2 separate regions of the Mus musculus genome follow, and region 1 is linked to region 2. A link is a loop called in an ENCODE intact Hi-C map of the cell type or tissue named here. Cell type or tissue: heart. All regions are shown on one strand. Links, peaks and the distances in the headings refer to the core of each region. The heading gives the core; the rest is flanking DNA.

The links. Peaks named below come from ENCODE experiments on the same cell type or tissue, not always from the same donor. Only the 100,000 strongest peaks of a DNase experiment are listed, where the experiment ranks them.
Region 1: a loop joins it to region 2, with 2.9 times the contacts of the local background. A loop is called at or near these places in 14 of 42 quality-filtered maps.

The regions. Positions count from the first base shown.
Region 1 is chr7:81,930,348-81,941,682 of GRCm38, reverse strand. Hdgfl3 (HDGF like 3) reads left to right here and starts at 7,224. Exons shown (of 6, transcript NM_013886.4): 1 at 7,224-7,744. The coding sequence starts at 7,661. In heart, for the core only: a CTCF peak has its summit at 7,126; DNase peaks (open chromatin) are centred at 7,222 and 7,972; H3K4me3 peaks cover 2,502 bases; H3K27ac peaks cover 1,832 bases; H3K27me3 peaks cover 1,307 bases.
Region 2 is chr7:81,863,557-81,875,244 of GRCm38, reverse strand. Tm6sf1 (transmembrane 6 superfamily member 1) reads right to left here. Exons shown (of 10, transcript NM_145375.4): 3 at 9,901-9,998; 4 at 6,501-6,604; 5 at 4,466-4,548; 6 at 3,755-3,876; 7 at 1,409-1,513. Among named protein-coding and RNA genes, the nearest start is that of Tm6sf1, 10 kb to the right of the region's middle. In heart, for the core only: a CTCF peak has its summit at 6,967 (motif pointing left); a DNase peak (open chromatin) is centred at 6,964; H3K27ac peaks cover 287 bases.

The DNA.
Region 1 (11,335 bases), core at 3,336-11,335, 66 kb before region 2:
AGTATCCTCAGCCCAAACAGCGAAGATCAAAACTATCTTTAGGTATTGTCAAATGTCGATGGTGGTAGACACTTGGTGGCCATCACTCCTGGTTATGCACTACCAATTTATAGTAATGTTTTGTGCCTTACAGTCTATTTTGTTTGATATTTTGTTTGAGCCACTTGTACTTGAATTGGCAAGTGCCTTTGCCTATCCATCATCTTACCTTTCAATGTCTGTATTCAAGCTATCTCTCTGCCTTGGGAGTAATGGCTTATATCTACAATCCCAACACTTGGAAGGCAGGGTAACTATAGTGAGTTCAAGGTCAACCTGGAAGACAAGTAAAACTTTGTCAAAGAAGAAGAGTGGGAGAAATCTCTTGTGAGTGGTATAAAGTTGCCTTTTAAATTCAGTTTGGCAATCTTTTAATTGGAAAATTTGTCACTTTATCTATGGTGTGGTCATTGATGTACATGAACTTATAGGTTCTGTGTAATTATTTCATATTCTATGATATTTTTCTCACTTTTCCCCATTTAGGAGCATGGGTTCTTTTTATTAATCTGAGCATTTAATTATTATTACACTGGTAGTTATCCTAAAAGTCACATGTATCTTTGTTAAAATTTAGTATTTTATTGCCTTTGTTAATTCTTTATATATTAAGAATGTAGACCTCTTTATTCCATTCATTACAATCCTGTGTTTTTTAAGATTTTTAAATTGTGTGTGTGTGTGTGTATGTGTTTGTTTGTTTGTCTGTATGTGTCTGTGTGTGTCTGTGTGCTTACCTGAGTGCAGGTAACCATGGAGACCAGAGACATCAGATTATCTGGAGTTTAAGTTACAGGCTCATGTCCTCTTCATGAGCACTAGCCACTCTTAACTCCTGAGTAGACCCTTCAGCCTCATTTAAAGTTTTAATCCCTGCATAAAAAACTATGGGCTACTGTGATTTTTTTAAAAATGTCAACCTTTATTTGTATTTTATGTTTATCGGTGGTTTGCCTGCATGTATGTCCATACCACATGTGTGTACAGTGAGTGCTGAGACCAGAAGAGGGTGTTGGATCCCCTGGGATTGGAGTTACAGAAGATTGTGAGCTGCCTGTGGATTCTGGGAAATGAACCTAGCTCCTCTGTAAGAGCAACAAGTGATCTTAACTGCTGACTCACTTCTCCAGCCCTCCCCACTCCATGTTTTGGATTGAATATATACATTTTCATAATCCTCATGAGTTCCCCGTGTGTGTATTCTGTGTGTGGGTGCACATGAAAGTGTATGTGCATGCATGTGGTTGCCCAAGGCTGATGGTGAGAGTATTCCTTGCTTCCACTGCAACATTCATCAAGGATGGGTCTCTCAGGGGATCCATCGCTACCCTGCAAACATACCTTAGAGGCATTGTAACTACAGACAAGACACCAAATGTACCCAGCCTTTCCATGGGTCTAGGGATCCAAACTCTGTTCCACATGCTTGTTCAACAAGCCCATTATTCACTGAGGCATCCTCTCAGTCCTCCTTAGGAATTCTTCAAAAATATTTATAGCTAAGTTGATTCATATGCATGGGGGTGTTGTCTGGATATGTCTGTGTCCACATGTTTTCCTGGTACCCATAGAGGCCAGAAGAGGGTGTCAGATCCCCTGGTACTGAAGTGGCAGATGGTTGTGAGCTGTCCTGTGAATGCTGGGAATCAAACTCAGGTTCTCTCTGAAAGCAGCTAGCTCTCTTAACCTCTGAATCATCTCCACTGCCACCTTTTTATGAATTCTTAATTCACCATATATAGCTCAAGTAAGCAATCACTGCCTAATCAAAGCACTCCATTTTTATTTTGATTTACTGCGATATTTGTTCTCTCAATTGTCTGTTTCTTCTGCATCTTCCTGCTTCAATTTAGGACCACTTTGGTTTTGCCTGACTGTCTCTCATTAGTATTTCATTTAGTATAAATTTGATGTTGATGAGTTCTCTGGATTTCTATTTCTACAGTCTTTATTTCTCCTTTATTTGAAAGCTAACTTGATTTAGAATTTTAGGCTGCTACTTATTTCTGCTGATAAATCAGCACTTTGTCTTGTGCTGTATCTCTGAAGATAATGAGGCTTTGCACATCTTTTTTGTGTAGACACATCTTGCCTATGTGTCCCAATGATCTTATGATAAGATTAAGCTGTCATCATGATTGGCATACAAAATACTTTTTAATCCATGTGTTTGTTACTAAGTATTTTTAGGCTGCTATAACAGAGGACTCTCAAAGGCAGCTGAAAAAGCCACTGAAAAGCTAACTCCTGTTTATACAAGGAACCAATATGGCTTTACCCACATGGCTGGCAACTCAAATGTGGAGACAGAGATGGCTTCTTCAGGCTTCTTTCTCCTCACTTTCTATCACTTTGTCTTTTCGGTATCTTACCCATCATCTATCTATTCTGCTTTCCTTTCTACTGCTGTGATAGAACACTATGACTAAAAGCAACATTTCTTGGGCTTACACTTTCAGGTCACTGTCCATCACTAAGGTCACGGCAAGAACTCAAGCAAGAATTTGAAGCAGAGCCCATGGAGAAATGCTGCTTGCAGGCTTAATGGCAGTCTCATGCTTACATAGCTCTCTTACATGTCCCAGAGCCATCGGCCCCGGAAATGCTGCCACCAATAATGTGCTTCCCACCACCACATCATAATCAAGACAACCCCCCACAGACACACACATGCCCACAGGCCAGTCTGATCTTGCAGTCCATCAATTCAGACTCCTTTCTCAGGTGACTGGCTAGGCTGTGTCAAGTTGACAGTGAAAGCTAACTAGGCCACCATCTCTCTCCATATGCCCTTTCCACAGCATCAAAATTTTCCTAATTCTTGACATGGTGTTGGGACTCTAAGAGAATAAAAGTGAAAGCACTATGCCTCTGGATGTCTGATCCTGGAACGATCAAAACATCATTTCCTCTACACCCTTCACTCCACATCCCCTTGTGATACCCAGAATCTCAGCCTCTGCCCGCAGACTCCTGTACCACTACTTTCGTGGCTTTGCATCTGGCACCATCACTCTTTGCTCTCTGTGGTCCTAGGTCTCTAGAATATGACTGGTACACACCAGCATTCAACAACTATTCACTGAAAAGATGAAGGAATGGATGCTAATATTGATCCAATGCTTTCTTCATAACCATGCATATTAACATTAGAACAATGCTAGCAAAAATGATAGGCAATTTTGCAGAGTCTTTGAGTGTTTAATGTATTCTACATCCTGAATCTCTCCTTCCCAAGTAGCAACTAATTTATTAAACTTATCCACTTTCTTCTTCAGTCTGGAACAGGACGGTGAAGGAGTAAGAGTGGAAATGACCTTGGTTTTAAGCTGTGTCTCAGAGTTTCCAAGACCTGCAACAATCTCGGGCAGTCCATGCAGCGTCTTCAGAGGCTTTTACTATGTCCTAGATTATTATGAGAGCATCCTCTGCTTATCTGCTTGGTCGCCTCAGTGTGGTTTCTTATGTTACCCACCCCTACTCCAATGCTCAGATGCTAATACTGCCAGCCCCTAACCTCTCCCCATCCTAGCCCACGTAGGCTTTTCAGGGCCTTCCGTCCATTTAACACTGCTTCCAATTCACACTTGATGAGGGGGTTCTCTCAGGCAGTTTGCTATGACTTTCAAGATGTCAGTGTGGACAAGCCAATTATTTCTGAAGGAGGATAAGACCTGGGGATGAGTGGCAGACATTTAAGAGATGCTTCAAGTAGCAAAATCAGTGGAAATGGCCTGATGCACTGTGCGTGTTGGATTAGGCTCAGCTTTCCCAGACTCCCTTTCCAGTCCATGTTAACAATTAAAGAGCAGTTACTGTGTGCTCAGCACTGTCTAAATTTTATTTATATATACATATGTCATTATATTTATATACAAATATATACATAAATATATAGTAATATATACAATTTATATATGCGACACATAATATTATATATGTTATATAATTATAAAATGTGTAATATATAATTACATTTATATAATTTTATATAATTATCTCTATATATTCTACTTCACACATAATTTCAGGCAAAGAAATAGATTTCTGGCGATTGGAATGGGCAAATTTAAGGGCAGGATGCGAAGGAACTACTGGAACTTTACTGGATGCTAGCTTAAGATATGAAGGAGAAGGTAAAAGCAGGATCAGCTCCAAATACATGGATGGAGATGAATGAAATAAAGATTTGCGAAAGTAAATCATGGAGCCAGAGGCAGAGAAATTATTAGCCCAGGGGATTTAAGAATACTAAATTTAAAAGTAATCAAAGAATATAGATAGTATTACATTTTTAAATGGATTTCCCTCCAAGTTTTAGAAATAAAATTAATATTTTTTGTTTTTGTTTTTTTAGATATGGTCTCATATAACCCAGATTGGATGCACACTCATTTTGTACCTGAGCTGGCTTTAAAGTTTTGACTCTCCTGCCTCTGCCTCTCAAGTGCTAATGTAACAAACAGACCAACTTCTGGGACCACACAGAATAAATAAATACATCAGGTTTTTTTGTATGGTCCTAATGATACCTCTAAAGGGTTTCATATTATCTGCTAGATAGTTGAATAGAGCATTGTTCTGGAGTTTCCACAGCATCAGTCCTTTGGAGAAACCAGTCAGAGCTTCAGCAGGACAGTGGTCTGCATCCAACCTGGCTGCAGACAGACAGACAGGCTCTTAGCCAGGCGTGCGGTGGCCCTGATGATCATCCAAATCAACACAGATGGGGATTCCCTGTTTCTGTGTTACTAAGTCTGGCTGGGTTAGGGCACAAGAGTTGGGCCAATACTATGCGCTGAGCAGTAAGGCCAAGCTCAATTGGAAACAAGAGACGAAGGTTGGGAGAAATGTCCACCTTCTCAGAATAACCCAAGTCCTGTCAATGGTCCCCTTTAGCCTCCCTCTGACAGTCTGGCTAGCTCTTTCCCCTTTCTACAAATAACGAAGCCACACTAAACCTTAGCCCTCTCCCTGCCTCCTCGAGGACTTCTCTCCGCTGGTGAGAATGAGAGCCGTCTGCACTTCCTGCTTCCACAGTTGTGCCTCTGACGCACCTCAAGTCTCCGCTCTGGTTTCTTTCCACAACTCTTCATTCCCAACAAGCTCACCAGGGACTTCCCAGTCAGCATAATGAATGGGCCGTCTCCTTAACAGCTCACTCATTCTCTGTGCCATCTACTGAGACCTTTCCTTTCATCTAGAGATGCTCTAACTCTCTGGCTCCCAGGACGGTTCTCCTCTATGTTGAACTACACTGGTGACCTGTCTCCAAGTGTCTTCTGGTGACCTGTCTGTCGCTTCTCTCATTCTACAGACCTCGGGCTCTGCCAGAGCTTCAATAGCCACTCGTATACTGACATCATTCAAATTTCTACATTAACCAACAGCCCACTAAATATGACCTACAGAAATCTCAACACATCAAAAACTCACTCAGGGCCAGGCCCTATCTTGCAAACCTGCCTGTTCTTCACAGACTGCCTGGCCTTTCCAGATGCTAAAGATCCCGTTACTTAATCTGGAAACAAAGGAACCATATTTTAGTCACCATTCTTCCTACTACTTGCCACTTGTGAGTTAGCAAGATGGCTGAGACCACGTCTTCTCTCTCTTAGTGAAAACCCCGCTCCAGCCCCGCACCCTCAGATCAACCTCTCTTCTGGCCACCTGAGTACTCTTTAACACAATTATGATCACTTCCAGCTTAACTTCCTTGCATGGCTTCCACACTGATTCTCTCCCCTACTCATGACCGCCCAGAGCCCACAGGCAGCCTCGGCCATTCCAGCTTTGGACAGTTAGGGCTCTGGTGGCCTGTCAAGAGATGCGGCTTTGACATGGCACCTAGGATGTGTGTGATATGACTTGTAGACGTGACAAGCTCGTTCTCGGGCTATCACAGCCGGGGGAAAAAACCTAGACTAATTTTGCAGCGCAAGAGAGGACAAGGTGAGCCTATAGGGAAGGTGAGGGGTGGGTGCTGGAGAATTAAGAGATGCAAAAAAAGAAACAGCCAAGTACTGTGAACAAAGTAAACGCTCCTCGGAATGTCTCCAGACTCTACAGCCGGCCACTGGAAACCCATCACGGAGAGGCTGCGGTAAGCACAGCTCTCAAGCACAAGTGAGTGGGGCAGATGCTTGGAAAACCCACTTTCTACAGAGGGGAGAAATGGCAAAGAGGGCAATTCACAAAGGAGAGCTGTCTTCCCAACTAGGTGCAGCACCAGAGGACCTTTTAAAGAAGGCAAGATCACAGGGATCTTCCACAGGGCGCATTCATCCATTCATCGAGCAGATGCAGAAAAGAGTGAATTATTTTATTTACCTCTCACAAAGGAGAATGCTATAAAGATTCTCACTCCCAAAATGTCTTTTTGAAAGCAGTCAGCTGAAATCCAAATAAAACAATGGTGAATGCACACGTTTGTCGTAGACTTACTAACCTGTATAAAGAAATCTCTAGAAGCTGCTCTCCAGTATGTTACCAGAATTGAAAACAACTGATTTGACTTGTCAGGGTAAGTCCTTTGCCCCAAAATTATTGGCCCATGAAGGCCCCACACAGAGAAGCATAACTTAGGCTATGGGCACTGAACCATATAGATCCATGTTCAAAGCCCGACTGTGCCATCCTGTCGGTGAGGACTGGCCTTGACTCCAGTGAAGTCGCTTGCCCTAGGTGGGTCACACTGCATCATTAAGGCAGACCTGGGGCAAGAACCTTGCCCTTGTTCTTTCCAGGTACCTACTGACCAGGCAGCGAGTCCCCTGCGCAGCTATCCCCCATGCCTGGGAAGCCTTTGTCCCCCCTCTCCCCCAACTCACCAGAGAGCACCCGAGGAAGTGGCCCACGGGTAGGGGGCAGTCAGAAAGGGGGTGCAGTCCGCAGGGGGTGGGCGCGAGCAGGAGGGGAAAGAGGGGCGGCCGGGTGGTGATTGGCTGGGCTTCACCAGGCAGCTCCCGGCCAAGAACAAAAGAGAGCAGGCGGCGGGCGTCTTTGGAGTAGGCGCTCCCACCCGCGGGGCACCGGCTTCGCTGCTGCGGGAGGACGCGCCCACCAGCAGCCCGCGGAGCAAGCCAGGCGGCGCGCGCGGTTTCTCCGAGAAAGCCGGCCGTGCACCTAGGAATTAACCGGCCGGCGCGCGAGGGGAGGGAAGCGGGGCGGGCGAGGGGTGGAGGGGGGGAATGCTGAGCGCGCGCGAGAACAATAATAAGATCGTGTTTGCGGTCGCTGCCCGAGGAGGAATTCGGAGGAGGCGCGAGGCCCGGAGCTCGCACGGAACCCAGAAGCTCGGCGGGGAGGCGGCGGCTGCATGAGGCTGGCGACGCGGCTCCTGTGAGCAGCGCGCGGCGGTAGCGGCGGCGTCGGGACTCGGCGCGGCCGGACGCGGGCTCCCATCCCCCGCAGCCGGGCGGGGATCTGCGGGGCCTGCGGTGCCCCCCGCCCACCGCTCGCCTCGGCCACTGCCTCGCCGCTCTCCCTCGTCGGAGCGGCCGCTCGAGCGTTCGGCTCGAGGCCCCGCGGGGAGCGCGGCGCGGTTCCGTCGTCCCGCGGAGGGGCGGCCTCCCAGCATCTTCGCGGCGGCCAAGGACCGGCGAGCAGGAGAACGACCGGGATGGCGCGTCCGCGGCCCCGCGAGTACAAAGCGGGAGACCTGGTCTTCGCCAAGATGAAGGGCTACCCGCACTGGCCCGCCCGGGTGAGTACGGCGGCCGCGCGCGCGGGCCCGCCCGCCCACCATTTTCCCTTCATGATGGCGCGCCCGCCCCCTTTCCCCATCACCTCGGCTCGAGCCCGCCTCGCGCCTGGCCGCCGCCTGGGCTGAACCGCGAGCTGTGCTGCGCACCGGGCTCCGGGCCGAGGCGAAGGTTCCGGGCTGCGCCCTCGCCGGCTCGGCGGCCATCCTGACGCCCACGTTCGAAGGCGGGTTCGACCGGACAGGCCCGACGTCGCCTTCCTCATGGAAGCCGGCGGGGACCGGGAAGCGGGTCCGGGGTGGAGGCGCCGGCTGGCTCCCAGCATGGTCCTGAGTAGACGCCCTGATCCGGGCGAACGTCGAGGCAGGTAGGAGAGCGAAAGGCTGTCCCCCAGCCGGCGAGAGCCGGTGACGGTCAGTCCTGGGAAAGGGGATGGTCGTGCAGAGGCCAGCGGCAGTCTCATGGTAGCAATCTTCGATCTCAGAGCATCCTTCATCTTCCAGACTTGTTGAGTGTTTCCTGGGCGCGATCCCCTGTGCCTCACCTGCCCTCTCATTGTCCATTGCCTCCCTGGTGCCCTGGTTCTTAGAAACTGACACCAAATAGCCTGTCACTGGCTGGTGAATTCAAGGAGCTTCCTTGTGCCTTTTCACCTCCATATTTGTTTTAGGTCGGTTCCCGAACCTTATTCTTGGCCTCGAACCAAACCCACGACAGCTCTCTTCTTCCTAAACAGCAAGACTGTCGCTAGGTTTTCTCTAGAAAGCATCTGCATTTAATACACAGCATTCAGTATTTTTATTCCGATCCTTACTGAGGAAGAAGCACTACCGCGTCTGTGCGCACCTTATGTTGAAAAAAAAAAACAATCACTTTCACCTTCAATTTGTTTAAATTTAATAGCTGGCGGTTGACTGACTGAAAAGAATACAGTTAAAAGATAGTTAAAGCAGTTTGGAGACAATGCTGGGTATTCTTGAGGAACAAAAATAGTCAAGGGAGAAGCTGACAGAAATTGGGAGCTTGGGAGCGTGAACTCGTGTTGTGTGGTGATAAAGTGAAGGTAACAAGACCAAGGGGAAAGTACACCCATTCACACAAGGAAGTGACATCAAGAGGGGCAGGCTGAAGATCAGTGTAGTTGAGGTAATGGATAGACATAATCATTTTGAACTCGTTTGTTTTGGCATGATTTTAAAATGGAAAGGACACTGGGCCAGGAACTTAGGGGATCTGGAGAGTGGGTCAGGCACTGTTAGGAACTAATCATTTTAACTGCCTGCACTTCCATTTCTGTAACTTTAGAATAACCATCTCCAGGATTCCTTCCAACACTAACAACCTCAGGCATCAAGAGGAAAAAAACAGTCTTACTCAGATTCCACTCGGATGTGATAAATTCTTCATGTATAAACTCTAAGACCTGGAATAAGGCAGAGTTTCAACGTCGAAGTACTGGTTGTCATTGTTTTGTTATTTGTTTGCTTTAATCTTACAAAATAGTGAATAATACTCGAAGGGCAAGGTTGACGATTTTAGGGGTCTTCTAGGGAGTCCCTGTGTGTATTGTCAAGCCAATAAACAACTCTGTGAGGTTGTATGTATATACTCACAGTCTGTGCCATAGTCTGGCCATGGAAAAGTATCTTCCGAGGATCAAAAAGAAAATACTTACAGCCTCATTAACACGTTGCTGTCACAGGTTGACCACCTGTGGTAATTAGTGAAACAAAACTACTACGAAAGTATTTCTAGTTGTACAAAAAAAAAAAAATTCCTAGAAGGTATAATTCCAAACCAATATAAAATGAGAAAGCAAAACCATTAGATTTTCAGATTTAAAAGGACGCATGGAAGAACATGTGTTCACATTTACCTTCTTTTTTTTTTTTTCTTCCTTTTTTTTCTCCCCATCCACCCCTGGGAGCTGAGGACCAAACCCAGGGTCTTGCGCTTGCTAGGCAAGTGCTCTACCACTGAGCTAAATCCCAAAAAACCTCCCCCACCCACATTTGCCTTCTTAAGGAAAGTTCTAAGGCTCACAAAAAGCTATAGCAACATTTTGCATTTTCCAAGGAAAGGTAAAGGTTAGGAGAAAAAGAGTATTTTGAGGCCCTACTCTTGATTACATATGTTGATTACATATGTTCTCATTTTCACCTCAGTTTTATGCAGCATTATCTCTCCTTTTATACCTGCTTCTAACTTTGAAGGTTGATATTTAAAAATACTAACTGGAAAACGAATCTTGTTTGCATTTCCGATACGTTCACCTTATATAAAAGCTAGCAGTGTATGAGGCCCCAAAGAGTCAAGCCTCAGGTGGGAAGGTGTGCTCTGTTTCATACAGCAGGAAGGAGCTGCTGCAGGGCCAGAGCTGATGCATACAAGAATGGGAGAATAGCTTCCTTGCTTCTGAGGAAGATGGTTGGTTCAGGGAAGCACCTTGTGAGGAATGTGGGTCAAGAGGATGCATAGGGAAAGCTGGATTCCTCTCCTGGCAGGATCAGGCCTTGATGCTTAGTGCTCTGGCTCTACTTCTGTAATCTCTTCTGCATTTGAATTTAGTAATAATTCTCACTTTTGAGAGCTTATTAGTCTGCTTTACCTGTGCTTTCATTTCCTGCAGTCCAAAAACCCAGTGTGGTGCCATACAATATTTTGAGAGATAGGCAAAGACAACATTCAAATGACTTTTATTACAGTAAATTGCTTAAATTATTGTACTTTATTGTTTCCCTTTACATAATTTGTAAGTTGAACTTTTTCATAGTTATATGCATTTCAAGAAAAAAAAACAATTTTACAGGATTTTGTACTGCCTCATTTAGATATTGACTGTGAATCTTGAAGCCTACGGAGGTGATAAGGAGCTACTGTCTCCCAAAGCAGTGTGTTTGAGCAATGTCCCTATTTTTCCTTTGTAAATTCATAACTTACAGTACCATTATACCATTTACATTCATATCTGGCAGTTTTCAGCTCTTTCATAGATGTGTTAATTTTCTCAATATTTTACCATGAAAAATGGTAAGAGAAGTTCAATTATACAGTGAACATCCATGTATCTTTCACCTAGATTTGTATCAATTATACTGTAGTTTATCATATCATATATCAATCAATTCTTTTATCCATATAGCAGTCTACTTTAATTTGATATATTTCAACCTAAGTTGTAGACATTATTATAATTTACTCTTAGACAGTTAAATATGCTTGTCATTAACTAAGAGGTCAACATGTTTAATGAATCCTTTTTTCCTTATGAGGCAAAATTTACTAAGAGGGAAACTTAAATGTGCATTCACTAAATTTGACCAATATATATAATGCTAGATTATACATGACACAATAAAAATACCTACCAAGATGTAAATTAGTTGCAGTAACTATGAAATTTCTCTTGTGTCTCTTCCCAGCAGTCCTCCTCCCTTTTCCTCCACCATTTGTGTGTGTTATTTTAATATTAAATAGCAACTATTTCCTCAACTGTTGTATATGACTTTAAAAACTAGTTCATTTGTGAATAAGGATTTGCTAGTTTAATACTAAAAAAAAATGTGCATTAGACAAGGATCTGAGCTCTTGAT
Region 2 (11,688 bases), core at 2,493-10,492:
TCCTGAGTTCAAATCCCAGCAACTACATGGTGGCTCACAACCATCTGTAATGAGATCTGACGCCCTCTTCTGGCGCCCTCTTCTAGTGAGTCTGAAGACAGCTACAGTGTACTTATGTCTAATAATAAATAAATCTTTGGGCTGGAGCGAGCAGAGGTCCTAAATACAATTCCCAACAACCACATGAAGGCTCAAAACCATCTATACAGCTACAGTGTACTCATATCCATAAAAATAAATAAATAAATCTATTTAAAAAGAAAAGAAAGCTGGGTCCTCGTGTGAAGCCCCCCTCTGCCCACTTTGTAAAAGGGCGGAGAGCAGATTGAGCCCTGGCACTGAACACCAGGCCACAGAAGAGTCTTCGGCACATTCCTGAGACACTTCGCCCTCAGGCACCACTCCTCATATCCTTGGCTGCACATGAAATTTTCCACCTCGATGACAATGTAGATTACATGCTGGCAGTGGATTTGGGCCTCTGCCCAAATTCTCATCTGCAAAAGCCCCACCCAGTGTACAAGCACACATCTCTCTCAGGGGCAAGAGGAAAAGGGCATGGAAGGATTCCACTCGTCTCTTAGGTTTGAACTTGGCAAAAAGGTTCTATGGCGTGTTCTCAACTTGTGCCAACACCAGTGAGTTTAGAATAATTGGTAACTGTTGAAGCTGAATATGAATAGCAAATAATTCTGAGATAGAAAGTATTTCTTCTAAGAATAAGTTATAAAGCTGGGTCAGAGTGAATAATCACTAATGAATTAAGACCATAACAATTGTTTATTGAGTACTTACTAGGTACAAAAATGATAAAGGGAAAAGGGAAAAAGAAAACAAAACCAAAAAGCTCGTGAGGCCTTCATGTTATCAGACTCCAAACCTGAGCCTACGTCAGCAATACCCTTAACAGTGAGAAACTCACGGGACCCTGCACAGGTGAGGATCAGGGACCCCACTCTTGAGAGCACGTGGACACTCTGGACCACAGGTGAATTGAGGTCTTAGAGGATCACTCTGACCCATGATGGTTGCCTTTACATCAGAAAGAAATAAAAATTTTTAAAAAAAGGAAACAAAAAAATAAAATTCTAATACTAATTTGTCAGGTGACTATTTTACTTCTAGACAGAGCTTGACCTGAGGGCCCAAAGGAAGACAGATGAGATAGCCCAGGATGAGACATTTCCTGCGTGGGGGCAAGGGGGGGATGGGGGGGGTGCTGATAGCAAACAGGAAGGAGTCCAGAGCTCCAGGCTGTGGCAGAAGTTTGTCAGTTTGATTTTACACACACACACACACACACACACACACACACACACAGAGGCAGAGACAGAGAGACAGAGAGAGAGGAAGAGAGAGGGTTTTTTCCTGTTTGGAATAGTATATTATTACTTGACACCATGCTTACCAAGCCTCTGAACAGGCAAAATCCAGTTGCCAAGAAAAGACACAAAACCAACACTAAGTCAAACGGTCTTCTCAGCAGGGCCTTTGCTTGGGCTTCTTGAAGAACCTGAAATAGAGTTTGCCACCAGAGAACAAACTTGTCCCAATGCCAGAGACAAGTCTGAAACACTGAATGGCAGGATATGAATACTGAGTCTAGAAGAGGCCCAGTTCACATGATAGCCCACTGGCACTGACGGCAAGGGTCTCCTCCTCCAGTGCATCCCTTCCCTGGGGATGGAGGCACTGAGCCAGGTGATGTGTGCCCTTCCAGCTTTAGTCTGTATTTTTTTTTCTTGAAACTACATGATTTTATGATTTTAAAGGTTAGCTATGTTCATTTGAAAAATGAAGTTTTAGACAGTAAACCATAAGCTGCCACACTGCACACGGTCGCCCTCATCTGTGGTGCTCTCTGGTTGGCTGGTCAGCTGCTGGGTTGATGGTCAGCTTTGGTTGGTTGGTTGGTTTTGTTTTTTTGTTTTGTTTTTGTTTTATTTAGACAGGATCTCAATTATGTAGCTGAGATAGACTCCCTGGGTAGCTCAGGTCAGCCTCAAATTCATGATCATCCATCCTGTCTCCACCTCCCAATTGCTAAGATTAGATGTCATTTGTGCCACCATGCCTGACTCATACGTTCCTATACATTTATATGTATATACATATACTCACATGTAACCTTTTTGAAAAACAGGACTTAGAATACAAACAGTTTTGCATTCACTGAATAACTGCCTGTGAGCACATCTCCCCCCGCCCCCCACCCCCATGATTAAAAACTGAGAACACCATAAGGAAGCCACTTGTCCTCCCACTGCAAGACGCTGGGCAGTTTTCACCGGAATGCTTCCTGTGATGGAGAACAGGCTGGCAAAGGCATCTCTGTTGTCTGCATCACGCCTGTCTCGGGAAAGGCCCCGGTGGGGCTGGGCTGGAAGCCTGGTTACACTCTTCGTAGAGTGCTTCTGAGAGGTTGGCTTTGTTTGCTCTGAGTTTAGTTCTTATGAGCTGTGCTTTAGCATTGAATTAACAACTGGTTCTGTGTCTCTGTTACGCAGAGTGTTCATACCCTGACCTCTCGGGGGAGACCTCTCGGGGCCAAGGAGCCGGGGCCACAGGGTTTCTGTTTACCTTTTCCTTTAACACCCACTCGCTCCTCAAACAGACAGATGAGTGTAGCTGCCCTTGGCCTGAGTTTACTCAGCGGTATCTAAATATTTACAAACCAACTGTGTAAGTTAGAATAGCGGTATCTAAATATTTACAAACTAACTGTGTAAGTTAGAATGTACATGGAGCAAGCTGGAAATCTGCATGGTTCAGCACACAGGTGGCCATGACTTTATTCCCAACACTCTCCTAAAACAGCATTTTTTTTCTTTTGGTTTTTGGAGACAGGGTTTCTCTGTGTAGCCCTGGCTGTCCTGGAACTCACTTTGTAGACTAGGCTGGCCTTGAGCTCAGAGATCTGCCTGCCTCTGCCTCCCGAGTGCTGGCATTTTAATGATTTCTATTTGCAAAAATAACTTGGGCCAGGTGTGGTGGTGCACACTTTTAATCCCAGAACTCAAGAGACAGAGACAGGTAGATCTCTGGTTTACACAGAGTTTAAGGCCAGCTACATAGTGAGACCCTGCCTCAAAAATAATACATTTAAAGCTAAAATGGCTTTGTAAGGTCAGTAATTGTACTCTAGCTAGTAGTGCAGATCTAAAGGACCTTACCCAAGGATCTTGTGTATAAACGGAAGAGAAAGTTAGAAAGAAATCACTGGGTTTAACCAACCCTGCAGGGCTGGCCTTACCTCGCCCACACCGTCTCAGCAGTGAATGGAAGGGAGGGGCCTCGGGTGTGCTCCTGCAACCCCTGTCCAGGGGCCAGCATCCCCGGGGAACAGATCCTACGGCCATGTGGAACCCTCAGCAGTAAATGATATTACTGAAAAATGTATCAGGTGCTCAGCCACAAGCAAAGCACATTCTCTGAACTTCACCTGTCACACTAACACAGAAGGGTAACAGGAACGGAGGCGATTCCCTGCAAAGGAAGTCCCCAGAAGTGTGTGGCTTGGATGGGCTCGGGCCGTCCAGTCTGCAGAAGCAGACTGTCGGCCATGTTACAGAAGATGGCAGCAAATGCCAGGCCATCAGTACAGTCCCAGATGTGCCTCTCCTCCCAGGAGATGTGAGTGAGCCCTGCGAGGCTGAGAATAAGTAAGACATAGCAGCTGCTGGAGAGCTAGCCTGAGTTCACACGCCAGCACTGAAATCTTCACAGTGGATAAATCTAAATGTAATAAAATCACCTTTGAGGGATAATTATAGTTTTCTGATGGTTGATTATAGATTCTGAAGCCAGCCCAGACCGGAAGACATGTATATGGTATGCTTAAGAAAAATGCAGGGCAAATCCGTGTCCCATACTTTCCTATTCAAAAGAAAGAGGAAAAGACAGTCAAATGTGTGTTCACTGCGTTACATACTGCATACATAAATACAGTCACATTTAAGCTACCTTCCATCCCAAATTATACAATTTCGCTATGAACCAGGCAATATTTGTATTAGGTAAGACAAGTCAACTTAGAGCCATGAGATGTTTGTAACAGTGACGTCCTAGATACATTAAAAAGTATATATAACACATATGTCCTAAGGTCTTGCACATCCTATGACATCTCTTACTTCAGCCTGGAAGACTCTTAATGTCCCAGTGCATTTAGCATGAGCTCTCGGAGTGTGTGAGGGGTAAGCACGATACTCGGCGCTGTATGCACCGTCCGTGCACCAGTGCCAGTTGTTCAGCTAACTGCTCAGTGCACGCGTCTGAAAGCAGCCAGGAAGCGCTTCCTAACAGGCAAGAGCACCGAGTGAGATAGGAACAACTTTGCCAAATTGTTTTCAAAATATTGGAATTATTCTATTACAATGTTTTAAAAAACAACTCCTCTAAAAACCCGTTATCGCAAAGCAGACAGACGCTGACAACAAAGTGACCGTTAGAACAGGGTTCTTACCTACGATGTTTCCAGGCACAAAAACCACGATGCTCATTATAATGGATCCGACCCAGTATAGGCCAATGGTTCTGTAGCTTTCCCTACAACAAGACATTTTTGATACAGTGCACTTGTCTTGGGACTCCAAGGACGATCCTAAATTTATCTTTCATTCTAGTTATAGAGGCACAAGACTAGAAACTCACCAAATCAAATGATAAGCCCAAGAAACCCTGACGATCAAGCATCACTTCGAGAAGTGACACAGAACAGAGCCGCCTTTGTATCCTTTGTAGCTTTATGCACTCATTCACAAAAGCATGTAGTGTGTGTGTGGGCACATGTACGTGTAGGCCTCTCCATGTGTGTGTAGAGACCAGAAGGCTCTGTCAGGCTCCGTTCTCAATCACTCGCCACCTTATTTTTTGAGACAGGGTTTCTCACTGAGCCTGGAGCTCTGGCCAATTCAGCTAAGTGGCCGGACAGCAATCCCCGGTCCTCTTTTCTCCTCACTGCACCCAGCACTGGGGCTCCAGGTGCCCGCTGGGGTATAAAGTGGACTTTTTGTGGCAACTGAGTTTGGGATAAAGCCCCAGAGGTGAGGATAGTGGCATGTCCCTGTGTTCTAAAGGGGCTGCTCTAATCTCAGTGATGGCCAGATGTCCCTTCAACTGATAACCCAGAAACAACACCACACCAGAGGCTGAGAGGAATCCAAAAGGAGGGGACAGAGTGGTGAGCACTGTACATTTTCTGCTCTGCTGCAGCCCCTAATGGAGCCAGGCCAATGATTAGTCTCAGAATGCCACAGGAAGACAGACAAGACCAAGCTGAAGCATGACACAGGAAGTGGGGGTCAGCTCATGGGGCACACTGCAGCTTCCAGGGACAGAACTGAAAGACCTTCTCTAACCTCAGGCCACACTGAGGATGGGGAAGCTCAGGCTGTTTGGAAAGAGTCCATAGGCAAAGCCTGCCTCCTGGGCTCAAAAGAAGCCATGGAAGCCATAGTGGACAGAGAGTGAGAATCCAACCAAAGCCGCTGGTTACTTTTGCAGTTGGTGTGATGCAAGGAATTCTGCTGCGGGAGTTCCCCCAAAGAGCCCATGTGCTGTGAGATACAGCTAGTTTGTCACAGCAAAGGGTACTGGTACCCCCAAAACAGCAACTGTCACAAAATCTTACCTCATTTCTTTAATAACACAGTCATGCTCCCAGAGGGGCCAGCCACACAGATTTGAGGGGTAACCCAAATGTGTGTGTGTGTGCGCAATTTCCCAAGCCCTGGGGCCACACCTGAACTTGAGGCGAAACTCTGACCTGAGACCAGAAGAACCATGGAAGTACAAGGTGCTTGACTTTGGCTCCTTGTGAACCTGAGTTCAGATCCCTAGCGCCCAAATGAAAAGCCGAGACTGGTGTTGTGCACCAGGGGGAAGGCAGAGACAAGGAAGACCCCAGGGGCTTGCTGGCCAGCCAACCTAGCCAAAATGGCGAGCTCCTACCTCAGCGAGATACCCTACCTCTAACTATAAGATGGTGAGCCAACAAGGTGGCTCAGTGGGTAAAGGCCTCTGCTGCCAAGCTGGCAACCTAAGTTAGGTCTCCAGGGTGCAAGGAGAGACCCCAGCCTTGTGTAAATTAACCTCCACCTGCCTATCATAGCAAACACACACATACACGTTTTGTTGTTGTTGTGTGTTCATTTATTTGTTGAGACAGGGTCTCACTTTGTAGCCCTAGCCTGGAACTCACTCTGTAGACCAGGCTGGCCTTGAACTCACAGATCTGCCTGCCTCTGCCTCCTGAGTGCTGGGATAAAAGTGTGAGCCACCACACCAAGAGAGATTCTGTCTGAGCTGCCACAAAAAAAAAAAAAGAAAAAAAAAAAGCAATAGAACAAAACAAACCAGTGATTCAGGGAAATACAGCTTTGTTCAGCTCATCCATTCTCGCCCTGGCGTGCCCTCGCGTACTCGCCTCTGTGCATGCACTGTCCTTACATACCCCTTATGAGTTGCAAAGGATAGCACAGCCAGGAGAGCTAACTTACTCCCAGGCTATGGCGGCCACCATCACTAGGTACATCAGGTAATGAACAGAGCCATCCCAGTAGCAGATCATGTGCCCATAGGCCGTGTTCAGATACGGTTCACCCTAAGGAAAGCATTAAAAAGACATGTTAAGGAAGACTCGGATCTTTACATTGCAAATAAAACAACAGAGCTAAATGCTGTTCATTTGCTGAGATGAAACAGCCTCCGTGCAGTTGGTAGGACTGTGAAAATATGTCTTTACCCTAGGGCTGCCAAAACCAGGGTCTGCCATGGCGCCAGACAGGAGAATCTCTGACAGATTGGCATCTGATGGCTCAGCAAAGGTTTGTACAACAACACAAAGGCATCAGATGGCTGTGTGGGCAATCCCAGCCAGCTGGAGCAAGGCCAAACCTGAGCCTGCAGGTGCTTGGCCTTCGCACAGAGGGGCAGCCCAGGAAGGCCCTGTTCACTGGTGCCACCTGCTGGCCGTAACCACTCATGCTGCGCTTGTGGGCTGGGCAGTAGTGAGGAGCTGCCTGGGCCCAATTCCGTGGGTACACCCAGGCAGCCCTGAGCTCAGCTTCCTATCTACCCATTATTCCCGAAACAGGCTTGTGGGTTGGTCAGGACTGACTGTCCTGAGAGGAGGAAATGTGTTTCAAAAGCTTTAAGACTTGCCTAAGGTCACATAGCTAACACAGAACCACATTTCTGAGATATTATTTGTTTCATGAATACAAGATTATATGATGAACTATGTATACTTCCCTCCCCCCAGGTAGTCTTGTTTCCGGGTCCCCTCAGGGGACTTGGGTTCTCCGATGGTGTTTTCTCTCTTCCTTCTCCCAGGTTAGTGCCCTCCCAGGTTGTTTCTAATGTATCCCTAAAATACCTGCAGTCCTTTCTCTAACTAGGAAAGGTCTGAGCAGCCAAACTATGCCAAACATCCAAGCAGGCATTCTCTGAAATGCCGTGGTTCCCCTGGGGTAAGGAAAGCAGCCTTTTGCCCAAAGTCAAATCAAATTCAATCACAATGGGGGAGGAAGCCACACCCAAACTCTAGCCCAAAGCCTGGCTGCCCTTTTCTCTCACCTTGGCATTCACTGCATAATTCCAACTTATTTCATGGCTCCAGTCATTCCTACCTACACACTCAACTCTGTGAGCCAGCACTGGCCTCCTCTGAGAGCTTGACTGACCCCCGTGGGCCCTTCAAACTCACCTGAACTCCTTCAGCCAAGCTCCAACTGCCTCTCCCTTCAGCCAAGCCCTTCCTGGCCTCTCCACACAGGGCTCAGGCAGCTCCAAGCTCTGCTGTGCAGACTTTGGACAAATCTCACCAATGTTGTGTCTATGCTGTCAGCTCAGGCGATCTTCCCTCTTCATCACAGTAGGCCTTCAGAGTCACGCAGAGAACCACGGCTACATTCCAAATGGACATCACCTCTCCCCGCTTCCCACACTCCCACTGCGGGCCCACAAGCCCCATCTCTTCTACTCGGTCCTCGGGTCTTACCACTGTTGCACCCCAGTTTCCTTTCTTGTAGCTATTTGCCCCGTTTCTTGTCAACCTCACCAGGTAGATATCTTGCCCCTGACCAGCAGCCTCCCTCCTGAAGACCCCTCCTCTGGGCCCATTGGCCCCTCTCTGGGCTTCCCTTCTGCCTCTGTCTGCCGACCATGGCCCATTTCCAAAGCTCCTCCCCTTCTGACCAGTCTCCAGAGTTTGAGCATCTCTTCATCACTGCCTGTGGGAGCAATTCTCTTCTTGGACTTCTAAGTTTCAACTATATTTGGGTAGCTCTTGAGCCTCTGTAACAGAACCATCATTCAAAGGTCCAGACCTGCCCAGACCCGCCATCTGGGGCATTGGTAGATGTCCTTCAAGCACTCAAGACTCCAAACATTCCCAGATGAGCTCTGCATCACTCTGCAAACATTCCTAGGCCCCCTAGGGGGGCCCTAGACACTGGGCCTGCTCTCCAGACCTTTGCCTAAGCTTTCCCTTTGCCATAGAAGGAAGGCCTTTCCCTTCCTTTCACCATGCAGAAGTGTGTGTGCTCCTCTCCCATGGCCATTCAGAAATTCTGTGGAAACAACAGCAACTCAAAGAGGCCCTCCTGGCCAGCCCCAGAGCCCATCCATCTGTATGGAGAGTGTGCCTTTGTCATAGAGAGTATGCCTCTGCCATCACACCCAGGGCAAGGTCGTCCTCCCTTCACATTGGACAGTGAACTCTATTTTTTTTTTTAAAGATGTCTTCATTTTTATATATGTGAGCACACTGTCGCTATCTTCAGACACACCAGAAGAGGGCATCAGATCCCATTACAGATGGTTGTGAGCCACCATGTGGTTGCTGGGATTTGAACTCAGGACCTCTGGAAGAGCAGTCAGTGCTCTAACCACTGAGCCATCTCTCCAGCCCCAGACAGTGAACTTTAAAGGCAGGAGACAAGGTTAGATTCAATGACTCTCCACAGAACGTGGCTCCTCAAGCCTCCAGCATAGTAATTCCAGCATTCTAATAAACCTCAAAGCAGGAACCAGGACGTCCTCCCCAGCGGTCCTCTCCATCACTCCCCACCCCAACTCGACCCCCAAATCCCAATCCCTGAAACTCAGTCCTCTGTTTGCCCTGCGCTGCCTCTGGCTAGCTCTATGCCCTCGCTGGCCTTGAAGAAGCCACCTTAGGGATGTCCCACCTCATGGCATGGCTCCATGCCTACAAACTTGCCTTCTTCCCTGATTCAAACTCTCCTCACACACACTCCTGGGGAGACATATAAACTCCCCATCATTTGAAGCACAGAAAGATAATAGACAGCACTGTTTTCATCTCTATGCCTTACTCTCCACGCGACCTTAAGCAAGTCACTTGGCCACTCTGGGACTGGATTTGACCCACTCTAAATTAGAAAACAAGACTAGTTTCCTCGAGTGCTATGATTTGGTTGGTAGGGACTTCCAAAAGCTTAAGTAAGTACCTTGATATTATTATTATTATCATTACTTTTGATACAGGGTCTCACACTGTAGTCCACGCTGGCCTAGAACTCCCCATGTTGTCAGACTGCCCTCAGACTTGCAGCAATCCTCCTGCCTTAGCTTCCCAAATGCTGAGATTACAGGTATCCTGATTACAGGTAGGCTGGTTAGGGACTCCCTGAGATTACAACCCAGTAACAGAAACCCAAATACTAAATCCATGTAGAGTTCTTCACTTAAAGGGAAATGCTAGCTCACACCTTGGTTCTGGAGTGAAGGCGCTGTGAAGAGAGAGTGGTCTCCCGGGCCTCTGTTTTCTGTGGCTGGCTTTCCATCTGCCTGCTTGGTGACTGAGGAAACACACTCCAACAGCAGCCTGCATTTGAGCCACCCACTCATTGAGCGACCCTTGAGCAACCAGCGTACCTCTCTCAAGTAGTGCGTCATGAATCCATCAATGATGCCATCTTGCTCCAAGCCTATGATAAGGTTCACCACACTGGTAAATCCAAACACTGCATACACTAGAACAAAGAAAGGAGAGGTGAAAATGCGTGCCATAGGAGACAACCAGGACGGGACATCCACTAGGTGTCCCAGAAGATTCTGTGGGCGTCATCTACACAGAGAAGCAGGCTGCGTCTGCTTCACATCAGCTGAGCATTTACCCGTTGTCCCGGACCTCTGCATACCTATCCAAGGCTCTCCCTGAGGGAACTCATGTCAGGGAGACAATCGCGGTGTCCCAGAATACTCTGCCAGGCGACCCCACTATGCTCCTTAGCTTCGAATGAAACCCACATCCCACTTGGGCAGCAGGACCTGTGCCTGTGACCAGGCAGTCAAAGAGGCCCTCGGGTGGTCTAGAAAAGATGGGTCATTCCAGTGTGGGATGCAGGACAATTAAGAGTATGCCCCCCACCCCCAGGTCCTCATGACAGGTGGCTGATATGTGACTGCCAACCACTTTCAGAAGAAAGGCAGTGAGGTTTTTTTTGTTGTGTTTTTGATTTTTTTTGTTTTGGTTTTGGTTTTTCTTTTTTGTTTTCGGTTTCAGTTTCAGTTTCGGTTTTGGTTTTTTTTCGAGACAGGGTTTCTCTGTATAGCCCTGGTTGTCCTGGAACTCACTTTTGGTAGACCAGGCTGGCCTCAAACTCAGAAATCCGCCTGCCTCTGCCTCCCGAGTGCTGGGATTAAAATGCACATGAGATGGTATGGCTGGAGATGCAGGAGACGAGCTGCATTGTCTGAGGAATCCAGCCAGTTTTACAAGATCCCTAACTAAGCTTTACACACTATGAGCGCCCACCAGCTGTGGACCAGAACTTTTTAACAGCTGGGGAGCCCACTCAGGGCCTCTGAGTCTAGAAAGAAAACTGCATTTCCAGGTTATAATGAACTGATGTCTGAGCCCGTGGAAGGGGCTGTAGAAAACCCAGTTGGTGAACTGGAAAGCTATGGAAAAGCAAAAAGCGTGGGATAGATACAATGGTGGGAAGCCATCAGAAGTGAGGCGTCCCTGAGAATGTTTCACCAGACTCCACTGAGGCAAGCCCATGGCTACTTCCTGCTGACTCCCAGGTGAGTAGCCATCGTGTCTCCTGGAAAACCCATTAGCAGCTGCTGAGCCATGGAGGGGTAGATACTGTCTTAGAGGTGACAGCGACAGAGCCTCTGCCTCCTAGTAGATGAGGAACCTTGTTCAAGGCTTGACCTCAAGGTCAAAGCCTTGACCTAGGCTCTAACAGAACTGAGGACACAAGAGTGGTTGCCCTGCCTCAAGGACGGGGGACTGCATCAGTAGGTTAAGTGTGGGCTCTCTGGGGGAGGGAGAGAAGAAGGATAGACAGCAGAGGGGACTGGTCTGGGCCTGTAGGGTTTAGGGGTGGGACAGGGATAAGGACCCAGTGCTGACTTCAGAGAGGTGCAGCTAGACGTGAGAGGTATATGGTTTCTCTAAGGGTCAGTTTTGTGTGTGTTCAAACAGGGAGAACCTGTGAGTTGCAACCCTTTGTGGCTCACTTAGGACCAATGGAAAACACAGATATGTGCATTATGATTCATAATAGCAAAATAACAGCTAGGAAGTAGCAACAAGTAATTTTATGGTTGGAGGTCACCACACGAGTATTTAAGGGTCTCAGCATTTGGAAGGGTGGGAACCGCTGGTGTGGACTGAGACACCGTACACTAAATTCAATGCCACATGCCAGC